Linked DNA regions of Homo sapiens: region 2 is linked to region 1. The links are chromatin loops, found by intact Hi-C in ENCODE. Cell type or tissue: PC-3. All regions are shown on one strand. Links, peaks and the distances in the headings refer to the core of each region. The heading gives the core; the rest is flanking DNA.

What was found. Hi-C counts contacts between places; a loop is a spot of excess contacts. Peaks named below come from ENCODE experiments on the same cell type or tissue, not always from the same donor. Only the 100,000 strongest peaks of a DNase experiment are listed, where the experiment ranks them.
Region 2: it touches region 1 in a loop (2.2-fold over the local background); 1 of 110 quality-filtered maps calls a loop at or near these places.

What each region holds. Positions count from the first base shown.
Region 1 is chr3:48,929,837-48,938,171 of GRCh38, forward strand. All of the region lies in intron 3 of ARIH2 (ariadne RBR E3 ubiquitin protein ligase 2), which reads left to right. Among named protein-coding and RNA genes, the nearest start is that of ARIH2OS, 15 kb to the left of the region's middle. In PC-3, for the core only: a CTCF peak has its summit at 3,253; no DNase peak of the experiment used is centred there.
Region 2 is chr3:48,780,028-48,788,362 of GRCh38, forward strand. PRKAR2A (protein kinase cAMP-dependent type II regulatory subunit alpha) reads right to left here. Exons shown (of 11, transcript NM_004157.4): 5 at 2,959-3,065. Among named protein-coding and RNA genes, the nearest start is that of PRKAR2A, 64 kb to the right of the region's middle. In PC-3, for the core only: no CTCF peak of the experiment used is centred there; a DNase peak (open chromatin) is centred at 4,574; H3K27ac peaks cover 1,572 bases.

The sequences.
Region 1 (8,335 bases), core at 180-8,179:
CTAGTCCCTGATACATTTTGTTTCCTGTTGGAAATGAAATGAAAGGGCATTGTTCTGGCCTTTAAGACTGAGAAGAGTAAGAGCAAAAAGAACTTGTAGCAGAGATGAGGGAATAAATAAGAGAAGGAAGAGAGTTGAAACAGTATGAAAGGGTTAAAGAGAAAATGGAGCAAAGAGGAAAATAATCCACAAAAATTTAGATGTTGAGAGTTTATTTTTTCCCTTCTGCACTTCACTGAGAAATATGTTAACACCATTTACTTTCTGGGGCTGGGCAAAAAAAGGTTGTGGCTCTTTTGGTTGGGTTGACTGTACCTAAAGGGACTCTGGTGTTTTAAGTGATTCAGAAACTTGACCAAAGAGACTGGACAGAAAAGCAGCTTGCTTAAGAGTAAAGGAGAAGGAATCATATACAAAGTTTTTTCTTTGAGGCAAGATACAAGCTAGCATTGTTTTTATTTACTTATATTTTTAAAATTATATTTTAAATACAAAAATTAGCTGAGCGTGCTAGCATGTTCCTGTAGTCCCAGCTACTCAGGAGGCTGAGGTGGGAGGATCACTTGGGCCTGGGAGCGGAGGTTGCAGTGAGCTGAGATTGCCCCCACTATACTCCAGCTTGGGCTACAGAGCAAGACCTTATCTCAAAACAACAAAAATTTTTTTTTTGGTAGAGATGGGGTCTTGCTATGTTGCCTAGGTCTTAAACTCCTGGCCTCAAGCCATCTTCCCACCTCAGCCTCCCAAATTCCTCTACAAGCATGAGCTACCACTCCTGGCCTGTTTTTATTTTTGTAATTAATATTTTTTGAGGATGAGAGGGAATAATTTAAGTGCTTAGTTTACCCAATGGTGTTCCGGCTACTCTGGTTGTCTTGTTGCACATGTCTCTGAAAGTGTGATTGATAGTGATAGTCACCCAGATCACTACTGATATCCCATTGGTCGTAGTGCTGATTGCACAATTCTGTGGCATATTGAAACATTTAATTTTTTAATGTAATTTAAGTTCTGTGGCTTGTAGAAAATGTTGTGTGTATGTAATTGAAAATTATAGCCTTACGAATTCTAGTCTATGAGTAAAAACTATCCAAGTTTGAGGAGTGGCTTAAATTTTTCACTTGATTCTCATGTCTGTGTACTCATTTTGTTGTGTCCAGGCAGTTGCATGTGGATTATTTATAGTATAGCATAAAATTAAGCCTTTTACTGCCATTTGGGATTTGAAGTCTCTTTTTAAAAATTATTATTTAAAAAAAAATTTTTTTAGAGATGAGCTCTTGCCCTGTCTCACAACTGGAGTGCAGTAGCATGATCATAGCTCACTGTACCCTCAAACTCCTGGGTTCCAAGCTATCCTCCCATCTCAGCCTCCCAAGTAGCTGGGGCTACAGGTGCGTGCAACTAATTAAACAAAAATTTATTTTGGCCAGGCGCAGTGGCTCACGCCTGTAATCCCAGCACTATGGGAGGCCGAGGCGGGTGGATCACGAGGTCAGGAGATCAAGATCATCCTGGCTAACACGGTGAAACCCCATCTCTACTAAAAATACAAACAAAAAATTAGTCGGGTGTGGTGACACATGCCTGTGGTCCCAGCTACTCAGGAGGCTGAGGCAGGAGAATGGGTGTGAACCCGCGGGCAGAGGTTGCAGTGAGATGAGATCGCACCACTGCACTCCAGCCTGGGCAACAGAGTGAGACTCTGTCTCAAAAAAAAAAAAGAGAAAAAATTTTTAAGTGGACTCAAAAAGCTGCAAAAAAAATTTTTTTTTAAGATACAGAATCTCACTATGTTGCCCAGGCTGATCTCAAACTCCTGGCCTCAAGTGATCCTCCTGCCTCAGCCTCCTGAGTTAGCTGAGTAAAGTGTCTTAAGTAGAAAAATCACAATTTTCAGCCGGGTGCGGTGGCTCACGCCTGTAATCCGAGTACTTTGGGAGGCCAAGGCAGGTGGATCACGAGGTCAGGAGAGCCCTGGCTAACACAGTGAAAAACCTGTCTTTACTAAAAATACAAAAAATTAGCCAGGCGTGGTGGTGGGCACCTGTAGTCCCAGCTACTCAGGAGGCTGAGGCAGGAGAATGGCGTGAACCCAGGAGGCGGAGCTTGCAGTGAGCTGAGATCGTGTCACTGTACTCCAGCCTGGGTGACAGAGCAAGACTCTGTCTAAAAAAGAAAAAGAAAAATCACAATTGTCTGGGACACTGGGCTTTTAGTTTAATGAGGGCCCTGATGTCAGAGGGTAACTTCCTGTATATGTTCTGGGACCAGTCTATGAGTAAAGTCATTATTGAGAGAGGAAGGTGCCCAGAAAATCAGATCAAGGGCTCAAGATAGAGAACAGAGAAAATGCTTATCTGTTAGTGTGGTGGGGAAGCTGCTGGCATTCAAATAGTGGCAAAACAGAAGCATTATTTGAGAATGAACTATCCTACACAAATCACAAATGGAATAGTCAAATGAGATGAAATGATTGCCAAGTGAGGTGTTGTGTTGTAGGAGGAGGGGATCTCTGGGGAATAAGTAATTTTAGTGATCATGTATGAGTCTTTAAAGAAAACAAAGTTACCTTTTTCTACAGTGTATTTTTATATGAGACTTATACAAAGATTATTTTGTCTTTATAGATGAAAGAGGTCCTTCTTGTAACCATAAGCATTTTTATTACAAAATGTGCAGTAGTTAGCCAATAATTTTTTTCAGTTATTCAGTGAGTCCTTTTAATTACCATTCCATGGAACTCTTGAGATATTTGCTGACAAGCTGCTCAGGAAGAGGCTCAGCCAGAGCCCCAGACAAAGCCCAGGCAGGATCATGACTGTGGAGCTGGCTTTGGTTTGTGATGGGTCAAGAGTCTTTTTCTCCTAGTGCCCTCATCTTAGCATCATGTTAGGGGTGTGGGCAGGAGAAGTGAATGTTGTTCAGGGACCCACCCCATTGCTTCAGGAGGGGAAAGAAATAGGCCACTTTGAGCTAGATCTAGTCCAGGAGGTGTAGTGAGCTACCTGAGCTTTGTGTTGAGGCCAGAGGACCTTGAAGGTGGTGTAGAAGGGCAATGCAGGTTATAGAAGTCCTGGCTCCACAGGGCAATGGGCATGGGAGTGGGAGGGTTATCTTCTGGGCTGGAATGAGGGTCAAAGATGTATAGGTAGAAAGGAATATTATGATTGTAGCCTCAAGCATCTTTGCTGTTGGTGGAAAGGAATAGGTTTTGTAAACTATAGGAATAGGTTTTTAATAGGATTTTTTGTTTTTGAGACAGCGCCTCACTCTGGCACTCAGGTTGGAGTGCAGTGGCACGATGTTGGCTAACTGCAGCCTCCAACTCCCAGGCTCAAACAATCCTACTTCAGCCTCCCAAATAGCTGGGACCACAGGTGCGCACCACATGCCCGGGTGTGTGTGTGTGTGTGTGTGTGTGTGTGTGTGTGTGTGTGTGTGTGTGTGTGATCACAGGTGCGCACCACATGCCCGGGGGTGTGTGTGTGTGTGTGTGTGTTTTTGGTAGAGACGGGGTTTTGCCATGTTACCCAGGCTGGTCTCAAACTCCAGAGTTCAGACAATCCACCCACTTCAGCCTCCCAAAGTGCTGGGGTTACAGGCGTGAGCCACCACACTGAGCCTAGGATTTTAAATAGGTATTTAAATAGATTTTTAAAACTTATTCAGCACATGTGTGGCATAGTGAAGTATATTGCTCACTTTTTTTTTTTTTTTTTTTTTTAGTTGAGACGGACTCTCGCTGTGTCACCCAGGCTGGAGTGCAGTGGCACGATCTCGGTTCACTGCAAGCTCCGCCTACCGGGTTCATACCATTCTCCTGCCTCAGCCTCCCAAGTAGCTGGGACTACAGGTGCCCGCCACCACACCCGGCTAAATTTTTTTGTATTTTTAGTAGAGACGGGCTTTCACCTTGTTTGCCAGGATGGTCTCGATCTCCTGACCTCATGATCCACCCGCCTCAGCCTCCCAACGTGCTGGGATTACAGGTGTGAGCCACCGCGCCTGTCCCTATTGCTCACTTTTTAAGCCTGTTCCCCAGATAGGATTGGAGAAATATGCCAATTATCACAAATGTTTTTACTACATTTCTTCTTGCTTTATGAATTGCTGTATTAACTGCAGTAAAGCTATGAAAATATTTCCTAGAACACTCTATTCTGCCATACTCTTTTGTGAATTTTTTTAAAAATCTGGTGTTTGCTCTTTAGCAAAATGTGACTGGAAAATCTCTCTAAGATTCTGCTGTGGATAATTTTTCCCCTCTGTAGATGAATAGTAATGAGTTGTCAGGGCTTCTGACTCTTAAGTGCCGAAGTCTTTATAGTCCTGTGTTCAAAACAACCTGGCTTTTTTGCCTTTTTCACTTGTAACGTGATCAATTGGTGTTCATAACAACAAAATACATTATTTTAGCCATTTTCTTAATTGGTACTAAATACTTATATAATGCCAAGTTAAAAGATAACAAGTATCTGGTGAAAACTTTAATTATTAAATCAATTTTCTTTTATTCTGATATAGCTGAATTTTAAGATCATTCTATTTTTATTTACTTACAGTCATTAATTGACCAATAATGGTTTGTTGTTGTTGTTGTTATTATTGTTGCTACTACTCATGGGAAAGTATCTTCAAGCTGGGCCTGGTTACACTGAGTGTTTGTGTGCTGAGCAGCCCTCTGATTTCTATTTTTGTGATCTGATGTGAGCTGTCTTTGCATGCCTCTATCTAAGTAGAACTTAGGTTAAATTCCTGCGTTTCAAATAGCTGGCCGTTAATAGGTTTGTTAACATGTTTCACAGTGTTTTAGTCCAGAAGTCTGAGGTGTGTTTACTGATGTGTAAATTCATTTTTAAAAGGCGATGAGAAATGTCCAGAGTGACATTGAGAATGGCCTAAATACAAATGGTGCAAAGATGTCCTTGTCTTGCCAGCTTAGAAAAGTTATTGTCATCGCTGTGTACCTGATACCATACAAAACATGCTCATCATCTTCCAGAAAAGAAGCTCTTCATCAGATTCAAGGCCAGCTTTCATTCTAGTCTTTTTGTTGTGCTTTCTGTCTACCTCAGGAAACATGGAAGTCATGTGTAATCAAGGGGTGATACGGTATTTGTGTGTGTTTGTTTTTTTTTGACATTTATATTTTAATCTTGAGTTTATAAATTTTTTTGTCAAGATGTTACTACAGTATTTAAGAAAATAATATCATTCATGTTTTCATTAACCTAAAATAAGTTTTCTTGCTTGCTTATCATCCTTCAGCTCTTGTCCATATTCATACATAGCATTATTGTTCAGTATTTCATTCAACCAATATTGGGTATTTATTGAGAACCTACTACGCCTCCTGTTATGTTCCTGTGCCAGGCACATAACAGGAAAAATAACTGTAAACAAAACAGACAAAAATCTCTGCCCTGGTAGACATTGCATTATAATAATCAGTAGATATATGTATTTTATGCATTCTGCTTTTTTCATGTATATTTCAAACATTTCCCCATTTTTACTTTGTCCTCATAAATACTTTAAATGGCTGTGTAGCATGCCATCTTGTTTTTGAACTGTAATTTGCTTAAGCTTTCTGCATTGGGCATTTAAGTGAGTACCTATGTATTACAGTTGTTGGGGGACTGGTTACATTGTTGTGAATGTCTTTATGGATATGACTTTTATGTCTGTTGGGCCTTGTCCAGAGTCTGGGCTAGTGGTCAGATGATTGGGTTCCAGTCCCATTTTTTCCATTTAATATAATATGACCTCAGATAAGTCTGTCAGCATCTCTATGCTTGAGTTTCCTCATCTGTAAAATAATGATAACACCTCCTTCACAACATTAAATGTGATGATAATGCAGATAAAGTGCCTGGAACATGAATGTTCAAATCGATTTTGCTTGGTCATGGTAGAAGCGGGGCAAAAGTGGAAGGATGGGAGTGTTATTTGTCTTGGTTCCTTAAAACACATTCTCAGGGTTGTGTGTCTTGAATCATAGGGTAGGAGCCTACACATTGAGGATGGTTCTGGGCAATGTATTGCTGACTGGTGCGTCTGAGTGTGCGTATGATATTGGGTCATATACTTTGGATTATTTTACCTTCCCCTAGAGCCTCTGGTTCTCTTCTCCTGGGACCCACCAAAAGAAAAGTAAAAACAACACAAAATGAACTTTGAATTGGAGCCGGGAAAAAGATACAGGGAAATAATAGCTTGTTTGTACCTGTATTTGTGGTTGACTGCAATGTTTGGTCTTATGCCTATGTTAATAGCACTACTTAGTGTTTACTTGTTTTGGGGGTTCTTGTTATTGAGACACCTCCGTACTTTAATTTTGCCTTGCTCCAATCTAATTATCTTTTTTTTTTTCTTTGCCCTTGCTGCTCTAGGAAAAATTTGAAGGATTAGATTTGTCTTCCCCAAAGAGGGAAGAATTGTAGGAAAGATTTGAAAAAGGTGCAGAATGAGGAGTATTTTGCTCCTCCTGAAATGTATCTGCCCTCTAACTTTATTTCTTAAACTGACATGAACTGTCAAACATGAAGTTCCTTTTCTATCTAAACTTTAAACTTTTATAAAGTTTAAATCTTTATAAACATGAATGATTTCCACCAGGCACAGTGGCTCATGCCTGTATTCCCAGTACTTTGGGAGGCCAAGGCAGGCGGATCACCTGAGGTCAGGAGTTCAAGACCAGCTAGCTAACATGGTGAAACCCTGTCTCTACTAAATATACAAAAATTAGCTGGGCATGGTGGTGCATGCCTGTAGTTCCAGCTACTTGGGAGGCTGAGGCACGAGAATCGCTTGAACCTGGGAAGCGGAGGTTGCAGTGAGCCAAGATTGCACCACTGCACTCCAGCCTTGGCAACAGAGCGAGACTCTGTCTCAAAAAAACAAAAACAGGCCGGGCGCTGTGGCTCATGCCTGTAATCCCAGCATTTTGAGAGGCCAAGGCGGGCGGATCACGAGGTCAGGAGATCGAGACCATCTGGCTAACACGTTGAAACCCTGTCTGTACTAAAAGTACAAAAAATTAGCCGGGCATGGTGGCAGGCGCCTATAGTCCCAGCTACTCTGGAGGCTGAGGCAGGAGAATGGCGTGAACCCGGGAGGTGGAGCTTGCGGTGAGCCAAGATGGCACCACTGCACTCCAGCCTGGGCAACACAGCGAGACTCCGTCTCAAAAAAAAAAACATGAATGATTTCACAGTGATGACCATGTTATTGATCATAAATAGAGAAAAATACAGGCAGGATGAGCAAGGGGTTTGTTTGGAGATTTTAAAAGGAAAACAGAGCTGTTCTTATAATTGTGAACAAAATGTGGTCTATATCTGGAAAAGTTATTCTCTTTGACTAGCAGTTTCTTTTCCTGGTAAGCTAACAGTCTCTTCAATTCTGTCACCATCCTTTCCAGGAGTCTGTAGATAACCTTGCCTCTTTTTACAAGAAATCTTTCTAATGCCATCAAGCTTGGTTTCCTGGATTCTCTATCTTAATTGTTGGTACCACCATCCACCAACCCGGAAATAGAGGATTGACCCTCTACCCCTTGTTTACATGAATCCCTCCCTGATCCCCAGACAGAGTCTGTCACTCTTGCCTCTGTACCACTGTGCTTCTTCTTGGTGTGTGCTTACAGTGTTTGCCAATTAGTTGTAAACTAGGATATAAACTCTTTGAGATAGAGGTCCATATTTTTTCTTTACCTAACAGCACCTGGCAGAAATGTCTGGTTATGTTATGTTCTCAGTAAGTGTTGCTTTTTAATATGTCTAAGCCCAGGCCAATAAATGCACAGTTGAAAATTTGACTCCAAACCTCTACTTCTGTGTGCTTCAATTTGTAAACAGAAGACATTCTCTTCAAAGGACTTTTTCATGAAGCCAGCTGACCTCCAAATAAAGATGGTATAAACCTGGCCAGGCGCGGTGGCTCACACGTGTAATCCCAGCACTTTGGGAGGCCAGGGCGGGTGGATCATGAGATCAGGAGATCAAGATCATCCTGGCCAACACAATGAAACGCCGTCTCTACTAAAAATACAAAAAATTAGCCGGTCGTAGTGGCGGGCGCCTGTAGTCCCAGCTACTCCGGAGGCTGAGGCAGGAGAATGGCGTGAACCTGGGAGGCGGAGCTTGCAGTGAGCCGAGATTGTGCCACTGCACTCCAGCCTGGGCGACAGAGCCAGACTCCGTCTCAAAAAAAAAAAAAAAAAAATGGGTTCTATGTCCTTTTTGATGATGAGAAATGGGGTTTCACCAGGTTGGCCAGGCTGTCCTTTTTGATGATGTAGAGATGACTGATGGCATCTTTAGTCATAAAT
Region 2 (8,335 bases), core at 178-8,177, 150 kb before region 1:
AGGCACCTGTAGTCCCAGCTACTCAGGAAGCTGAGGCAGGAGAATCACTTGAGCCTGGGAGGCGGGGGTTGCAGTGAGCTGAGATCATGCCACTGCACTCCAGCCTTGCGACAGAGTGAGACTCCGTACCCCCCCCAAAAAAAAACAAAAAAACCTATTCTGTCATTACTTGTAGAATTTCTGTGTAAGAAGTATTAGCATAAAAGATGAAGACAAAAGTCTTTTCTCTGAGAAGATATTATTTATGTCATCTTTACCCTAAATCAGCATTTAGAGTAAAGAAAACATTTCCTTTGGACAGGGTGGTGGCTCACGCCTGTAATCCCAGCACTTTGGGAGGCTGAGGCGGGCAGATCACGAGGTCAGGAGTTCGAGACCAGCCTGACCAACGTGGTGAAACTCCATCTCTACTAAAAATACAAAAAATTAGCCGGGCATGGTGACGGGCGCCTGTAGTCCCAGCTACTCGGGAGGCTGAGGCAGGAGAATGGTGTGAACCTGGGAGGCGGAGCTTGCAGTGAGCCAAGATCGCGCCACTGCACTCCAGCCTGAGCGACAGAGCAAGACTCCGTCTCAAAAAAAAAAAAAAAAAAAAAAATTTCCTCTGAGTGTAATAATTTGTCACAGGTAGCAAGAACCCAAAGGTTACTCAAGGAGGGAGAGTATTTTCTGTTCAAGAATCTAAATAAGAAAAGGCTCAAGAAGAAAGGCAACCAATGTATCTAGTACAGCTATTTGATGGAGATTAAAAGAATCTTAAAAATGAGGAGAATAATTAGAAAAATTTGAATAAGGTGCATACATTAGATGTAGTATTGTATAAATGTTAATTTGTGTTTTTTATAATTGTTCTGTAGTAAAGTAAGAGAATATCCTTTTTAGGAAATGCACACTGGGGTATTCAGAGATAAAGGGGCATTATATGTGCAACTTAAAACAACTTTTTTTTCTTTTGGTGGTGGGGACGAAGTCTCACTCTGTCACCCAGGCTGGAGTGTAATGGCACAATCTCAGCTCACTGCAGCCTCTGCCTTGTGGGTTCAAGTGATTCTCCTGCCTCAGCCTTCCAAGTAACTGGGACCACAGGCGTGCACCACCATGCCTGGCTAATTTTTTTTTTTTTTTTTTTTGTATTTTTAGTAGAGCTGGGGTTTCACCATGTTGGCCAGGCTGGTTTTGAACTCCTGACCTCAAGTGATCCACCCACCTCAGCCTCCCAAAATGCTAGCATTACAGGTGTGAGCCACCACGCCCAGCCTTGCCAACAACTTAATAAAGCAAAGGGAGTAGAACGCTAACCTAGGGAACCTGTATTTACAATTTTTTTTTTTTGAGACTGAGTCTCACTCTATCACCCAGGCTGGAGTGCAGTGGCGCTATCTTGGCTCACTGTAACCTCCACCTCCCAGGTTCAAGCAACTCTCCTGCCTCAGCCTCCCAAGTAGCTGCTATTACAGGTGCACACCACCACGCCCGGTTACTTTTTTATTTTTATTTTTTTTTGAGACAAAGTCTCACACTGTTGCCCAGGCTGGTGTGCAGTGGGGCGATCTCAGCTTGCTGCAGCCTCTGCCTCCCAGGTTCAAGCGATTCTCCTGCCTCAGCCTCCCGAGTAGCTGGGACTACAGGCGCGTGCCACCATGCCCAGATAATTTTTGTATTTTTAGTAGAGACGGAGTTTCACTACGTTGGCCAGGCTGGTCTCGAACTCCTGACCTCGTGATCTGCCCGCCTCAGCCTCCCAAAGTGCTGGGATTACAGGCATGAGCCACTGCGACTGGCCAATTTTTGTATTTTTTAAGTAGAGGGAGTTTCACCACGTTGGCCAGGCTGGTTTCGAACTCCGGACCTCAAGAGATCCACCTGCCTCGGCCTCTCAAAGTGCTAGGATTACAGGCATGAGCCACCGCACCAGGCCTATGATTAATTTTTTGCACTATTTAACTTTTCTGTAACTCTGAAATTACTTTAAGATAAAAAAACTATTTTTGTTTCCTTTTTATTATCTAGCTCCAAAAACCATTTTATTTTAAATTAATGGAAGATATCAGGTGAAGCAATATCTTATTGGTGTTAAACTCTAGTGAGAGTGTTTCTTTCAGGACTAAGGAGATCAGAAGGACACCCACCTCACTGCCACCAGCCAGAGGATACTAAACTCAAGAGGTTAGGACACAGTAGGGTGAGCAGGTCAAGCCCAAATATTTAATCTTTTCCTAATACTTAGATCTGAGCCAGAGGGGTTAAGGTCAGGGCAGTGTATTCATGAGTAAAATCAGGCTCAAATACAAACATTCAAATGACTATAGTACCATGGCTAATTCTTCAAGGAATCAATTCACTTGACACTGGCAAATAACATGTTTATAAAGCACACCCTGCACTCCTTACTAACTGTAAAGGAGACTTTCTTTTTTTTTTTTTGAGATGGAGTCTTGCTCTGTTGTCCAGGCTGGAGTGCAGTGGCGGGGTCTCAGCTCACTGCAACAACCTTTGCTAGGATTACAGGCGTGAGCCTCCTAGGTTCAAGTGATTCTCCAGCCTCAGCCTCCCAAGCAGCTGGGATTACAGGCATGCACTGCCACATCCGGCTAATTTTTGTATTTTTAGTAGATACGGGGTTTCACCATACTGGCCAGGCTGGTCTCAAACCCCTCACCTCAAGCGATCCACCGGCCTTGGCCTCCCAAAGTGCTGCAATTACAGGCATGAGCCACTGCGCCTGGCCTAAAGGAGACTTTCTACTCTAAATGATTGCTCTTCAAATATGAGTTGTGCTGAGGACTCAGGACAGCACTGGTAGAGAGGGACAAGCTGTGGACTCTCACAAGGCTTTGGGAAGCTTGTTCACCTGGCCCTTAGCCTCTCTGGGCTGAATACAGAATAGGATAAAGCATCTGCCCTGAGTCATGAATCCGATTAAGTGTGGCCACACAATTTCAAAGCTCCATCTCCTACCGTTCTATGACATAAAAGTTGTCTCCATCATCTCCTTGGTCAATGACATGCTCATCAGCTTTGACTATCCTTTCAAACATGGCATCGAGAACTTGAGAAAGCTGTTCCTGCAGGGTATGCACAAGAAGAAAAAAATAGCCTTTACATATGCTGAAAAAAAGCAGTGACCATAATTATCTCAATTTGTGACTATGTAACAGAAGTCCCCACATTCAAGCAGAAACCTAAAGGTTGTCTGAAACAAATGCTTTCCTGGGACCATTCAGCTTTGCACCTCCATGTACCTCAGCAGACAGCAAACTGGCAAGTCTTCTGAGGCAGTATTGTTTTGAAAAAGCTTCCCAAAATTTACACAAAAATATTATCTAAATTATGGTCCATGTTCTCCCAGCCACACCCACATGACTGTCACCTGCCTGATGGCTCCACTATGTCATGTGTAAAGTCATATGCTCCCACCTTCCTACAGCTGTTGACCTTAACAGGAGCATCAGATCTAAAGGGCTGCTATGGCCTTAGAGGTTATCTTTTGGAACAGCACAACTTTTGACTAGCGAAACACGTCACTTAACCTCACTGAGCTTCAGTATCTTGTTTGTTTTTTTTTGTTCTGGAGACGGAGTCTCACTCTGTCACACAGGCTGGAGTGCAGTGGTGTGATCTCAGCTCACCACAACCTCTACCTCCCGAGTTCAAGCGATTCTCCTGCCTCGGCCTCCTGAGTAGCTGGGACTACAGGCCTGTGCCACCACGCCTGGCAAATTTTTATATTTTTAGTAGAGACAGGGTTTTGCCATGTTGGCCAGGCTGGTCTCGAACTCCTGACCTCATGTAATCCACCCACCTTGGCTTCCCAAAGTGCTAGGATTACAGACGTGAGCCACCACGTCCGGTGAACTCCAGTTTCTTCATATGTAAAAAGGGTATAACAAAGATTCCAGGTCATCAATTTTTATGACCAAAGGAAAAAAACCTAGGAAAGTATTTATGAAACAACAGATACTCAATAAATGAGATATATTATAAGACAGCTAATATTGCTTCATTTGCATACAGCACATACAATTACTTACAAATATTGCCTGCCATAACCAGACATCAACTATGTCAATAAGTATAATGAAAAGAAAATAATACTATTAAATTCTAATGAAACAATGGTCTCAGTCTGGGGCCAGCATCCCTGTCAGGGAGATCAGTAATTATTAGGAAGTCACTAAAGAATACCAGGTTCAATTAAAAAAAGAGACTTTCTCTTTGGAGAAATGTAGACTGAAGACCTGAAAAGAGAATAATTTTATGACTGCATAATTCCATGTGATTTTATGTTCTATCAGAGTGACTGTACTACCAAGATAATTGAGTATCACCAAAAAGTGTATTTAGTTCCACGTGCGTTGAATACTGTATAAGCTAACAAATACTAAAAAGGATGGCTTGCAACTGACGTGTTACCCACACTGACTGGAATGTGAGCCCAGTGTTGCCAGAAATCTCCTATTTAAACACTGGCAATAAATTTAAATTTTCATGTTCAATACAGACCAAACACAGACATCTGTACCTAGCCTGTGGGTTGCCTGCTGGAAGCCGCTTGTTCTGAGTCACTTTTCTTCTTCTAGTCTGGACTCTTCAAACACATGTGTCATGAGATATAGAATAACAGGGGCGGAAAGGGAGCATTTCTAGGTTAGAGGAGACTAAAATAACAACATGACAACCAAATGAAATACAGTAAGTCCTCAATGTGGTTGATAGGTTCTTGAAAACTGTGACTTTAAGCAAAACAATGTATAGAAGGTCCTCAAATAACACAGTTATAACACTGATGAGGGGAAAAAAAGGTTTCATTATAGGTTGTTTTGCTTAAAGTTGCAGTTTCCAAGACTACCAACAATGTTGAAGTACTTACTATATGTGATTCATGATGTTAGGTGAAGACTTATTGTATGTGATTCAGGACTGAAAAACAAAACAAAAAGCTATACAGAACTTTACTGGGAAAACGGGAAATCTGAGTATGGACTGTTGTTAGGTGATTTTATATTATACCAACATTAAATTTCTTGGGTTTATTAAATGGTATTGTGTTAACATAGGAAAATATTCTTTTTTTTTTTTTTTTGAGACAGTCTCACTTTGTCACCCAGGCTGGAGTGCAGTGGCGCGATCTTGGTCCACTGCAACCTCTGCCTCCTGGGTTCAAGCGATTTCTCCTGCCTCAGCCTCCCCAATAGCTGGGATTATAGGCGCATGCCACCAGGCCTGGATAATTTTTTTTTTTTTTTTTTTTGAGACAGAGTCTCGCTCTGTCGGCCAGGCCGGTGTGCAGTTGCACGATCTCGGCTCACTGCAACCTCTGCCTCCCGGGCTCAAGCAATTCTCCTGCCTCAGCCTGCTGAGTAGCTGGGATTACAGAATGTGCCACCATGCCCAGCTAATTTTTGTATTTTTAGTAGAGACGGGGTTTCACCATGTTGGCCAGGCTGGTCTTGAACTCCTGACCTCAGGTAATCCGCCCGCCTTGGCCTCCCAAAGTGCTAGGATTACAGGCGTGAGCCACCGGGCCCGGCCTTAATTTTTATATTTTTAGTAGAGACAGGGTTTCACCATGTTGGTCAGACTGGTCTTGAACTCCTGACTTCAAGTGATCCACCTGCCTCGGCTTCCCAAAGTGCTGGGATTACAGGCGTGAGCTACCTTGCCTAGCCAGAAAATATTCTTGTTCCTGGAAAATACATCCTAAATATTTAGTGGTGAAGGGTCATGATGTCATAAATGGCTCAGAACAAAAGAAAAGCATTTTATATATACTCCTCTTTTCTTTTTCTCTGTACATAAACTTGCACACAAGAGAAAAAGCAAATGTGGTATAATGTTAACAACTGGCCAGTCTAAGTAAAGGGCATCTGGGTATTCATGTTATTATTCTTTTGAATTTTCTGTAATTTTGAAAATTTAAAAATAGAAATTTGGGAAATAAATTTAAAATTTGAAACAAATATACTAATCAGAAAAAATACTGACACTATAAAATGTTAGTAAGGGTATGAAGCAACCTGAAATCTCATATGTTGTGGACAGGAATGCAAACTGGTAAAACTACTATGAAAAATATCTGGCAGTTTTTTGGTTTTTTTTTGTTTTTTTTTTTTTTGAGACAGAGTCTCGCTCTGTCACCCAGGCTGGAGTGCAGTGGTATGATCTCGGCCCACTGCAACCTCTGCTTCCCAGGTTCAAGTGATTCTCCTGCCTCAGCCTCCCGAGTAGCTGAGATTACAGGTGTGTGCCACCATGCCCAGCTAATTTTTGTATTTTTAGTAGAGAGGAGGTTTCACCATGTTGCCCAGGCTGGTCCCGTACTCCTGACTTCAGGTGATCTGCCCGCCTCGGCCTCCCAAAGTGCTGGGTTTACAGGCATGAGCCATCGCGCCCGGCTGATCTGGCAGATTTTTTTACAAAGTCAAACATATACCTATCCTATGACTCAGTAATCTTCCTCTCAGGTACTTTACTCAAGATAACTTGGGGGCCGGGCGCGGTGGCTCATGCCTGTAATCCCAGCACTTTGGGAGGCAGAGGCGGGCGAATCACGAGGTCAGGAGATCGAGACCATCCTGGCGAACATGGTGAAACCCCATCTCTACTAAAAATAAAAAATAAAAAAAAATTTTTAAAAAAGATAACTTGGGGGAAAAGGTCACAAAAAGATTTGTACAAAATGTTGATAGTGTTAATCATAATAGCTAAAAACTAGAAATAGACCAAGTATTCGCTAACAGAAAAATGGATAAATTGGTATTTTTGAGCAATGAAATACTACTGAGCAATAAAAAGGAATGAACTAACATTGCTGGCAATAAGACATACTGACATCATGGGCCCCTTGATATGATGCTTTCAGAGGGACACAATATAATTTCTGTGGTAGTCTCGCCAAAAATATATAACCATATTCCAAAATCATGAGGAAACATCAAACTCAAATGAAGAGACATTCTATAGAATGACTAACTAGTACTCTTCAAAGTGTCAAGATTATGAAAGACAAGTAAAGACTGAAAACTGCCACAGATTGGAGGAGACTAAGAAGAAATAACTGCTAAATCTAACATGGGATCCTGGACTGGATCCTCTACCAGAAAAAAGACATTATTGAGAAAAGTAATTATTTATTTATTTATTTATTTATTTATTTATTTATGTATTTATTTAATGAGACAGAGTTTCACTCTTATTGCCCAGGCTGTAGTGCAATGGTGTGGTCTTAGCTCACTGCAAACTCTGCCTCCTGGGTTCAAGCGATTCTTCTGCCTCAGCCTCTCAAGTAGCTGGGATTATAGGCACCTGCCACCAAGCCTGGCTAATTTTTGTATTTTTAGTAGAGATGGGGTTTCACCATGTTGGCCAGGCTGGTCTCAAACTCTTGACCTCAGATGATCCTCCCTCCTTGGCTTCCCAAAGTGCTGGGATTACAGGAATGAGCCACCGTGCCCGTCCAAGTTATAACTTTTCAACACTCAAATGGTATTCTCCAACTCTAAGAAAACTGTTAGATTGACATAGAAACTTTCCTTATAGTAACTTTAATGGTATAAAATTTACAAGAGGTTTTATTCACAGATAAAGAAGCAAGCCCCTTTTCCATTTACATGGATGGGTCTTCCAGGGAAAACAGCTAACACAGACCACTGTTTCTCATAACCAGCCTTTCCTTGAGCTCATGGTCCTTGTCTCATTCAGTCTCAAACTAACAAGCTCTGAGTAAAGCTCTGGCTATTACTGTAAACCACACAGTTATTAGTCTGGTTTACAGACACCAAGGTTAGTTAACTCCTTTGACTGATGCATTGTAAGCTCATATCTGACCAGCCCAGATTCCTAAGGAGGGCTGTGGAAATGTCTTCAGAAGCCTTTTTGGTAGGAGCTGGGTAACAGAGGAAATCTAATTCCAGCCTTCCTGTCTCTGCACATTCTGGGACTCCTCAATAGGCCTAGCACCTTAGCCATTCATGCGGTTTTAAATTTTTAAATGTTTTTAATTTTAAATTTTTAGCTTTTTTGAGATGGAATCTCATTCTCTCGCCAAGGCTGGAGTTCAGTGGTATGATCTCAGCTCACTGCAACCTCCACCTCCCCAGTTCAAGCAATTCTCCTGCCTCAGCCTCCCGAGTAGCTGAGACTACAGGTGCGCGCCACCACGCCCAGCTAATTTTTGTATTTTTAGTAGAGACGGGGTTTCACCATGTTAGCCAGGATGGTCTCCATCTCTTGACCTCATGATCCGCCCACTTCGGCCTCCCAAAGTGCTGGAATTACAGGTGTGAGCCACCGTGCCCTGCCAAATTTTGTATTTTTAGTAGAGACGGGGTTTCAC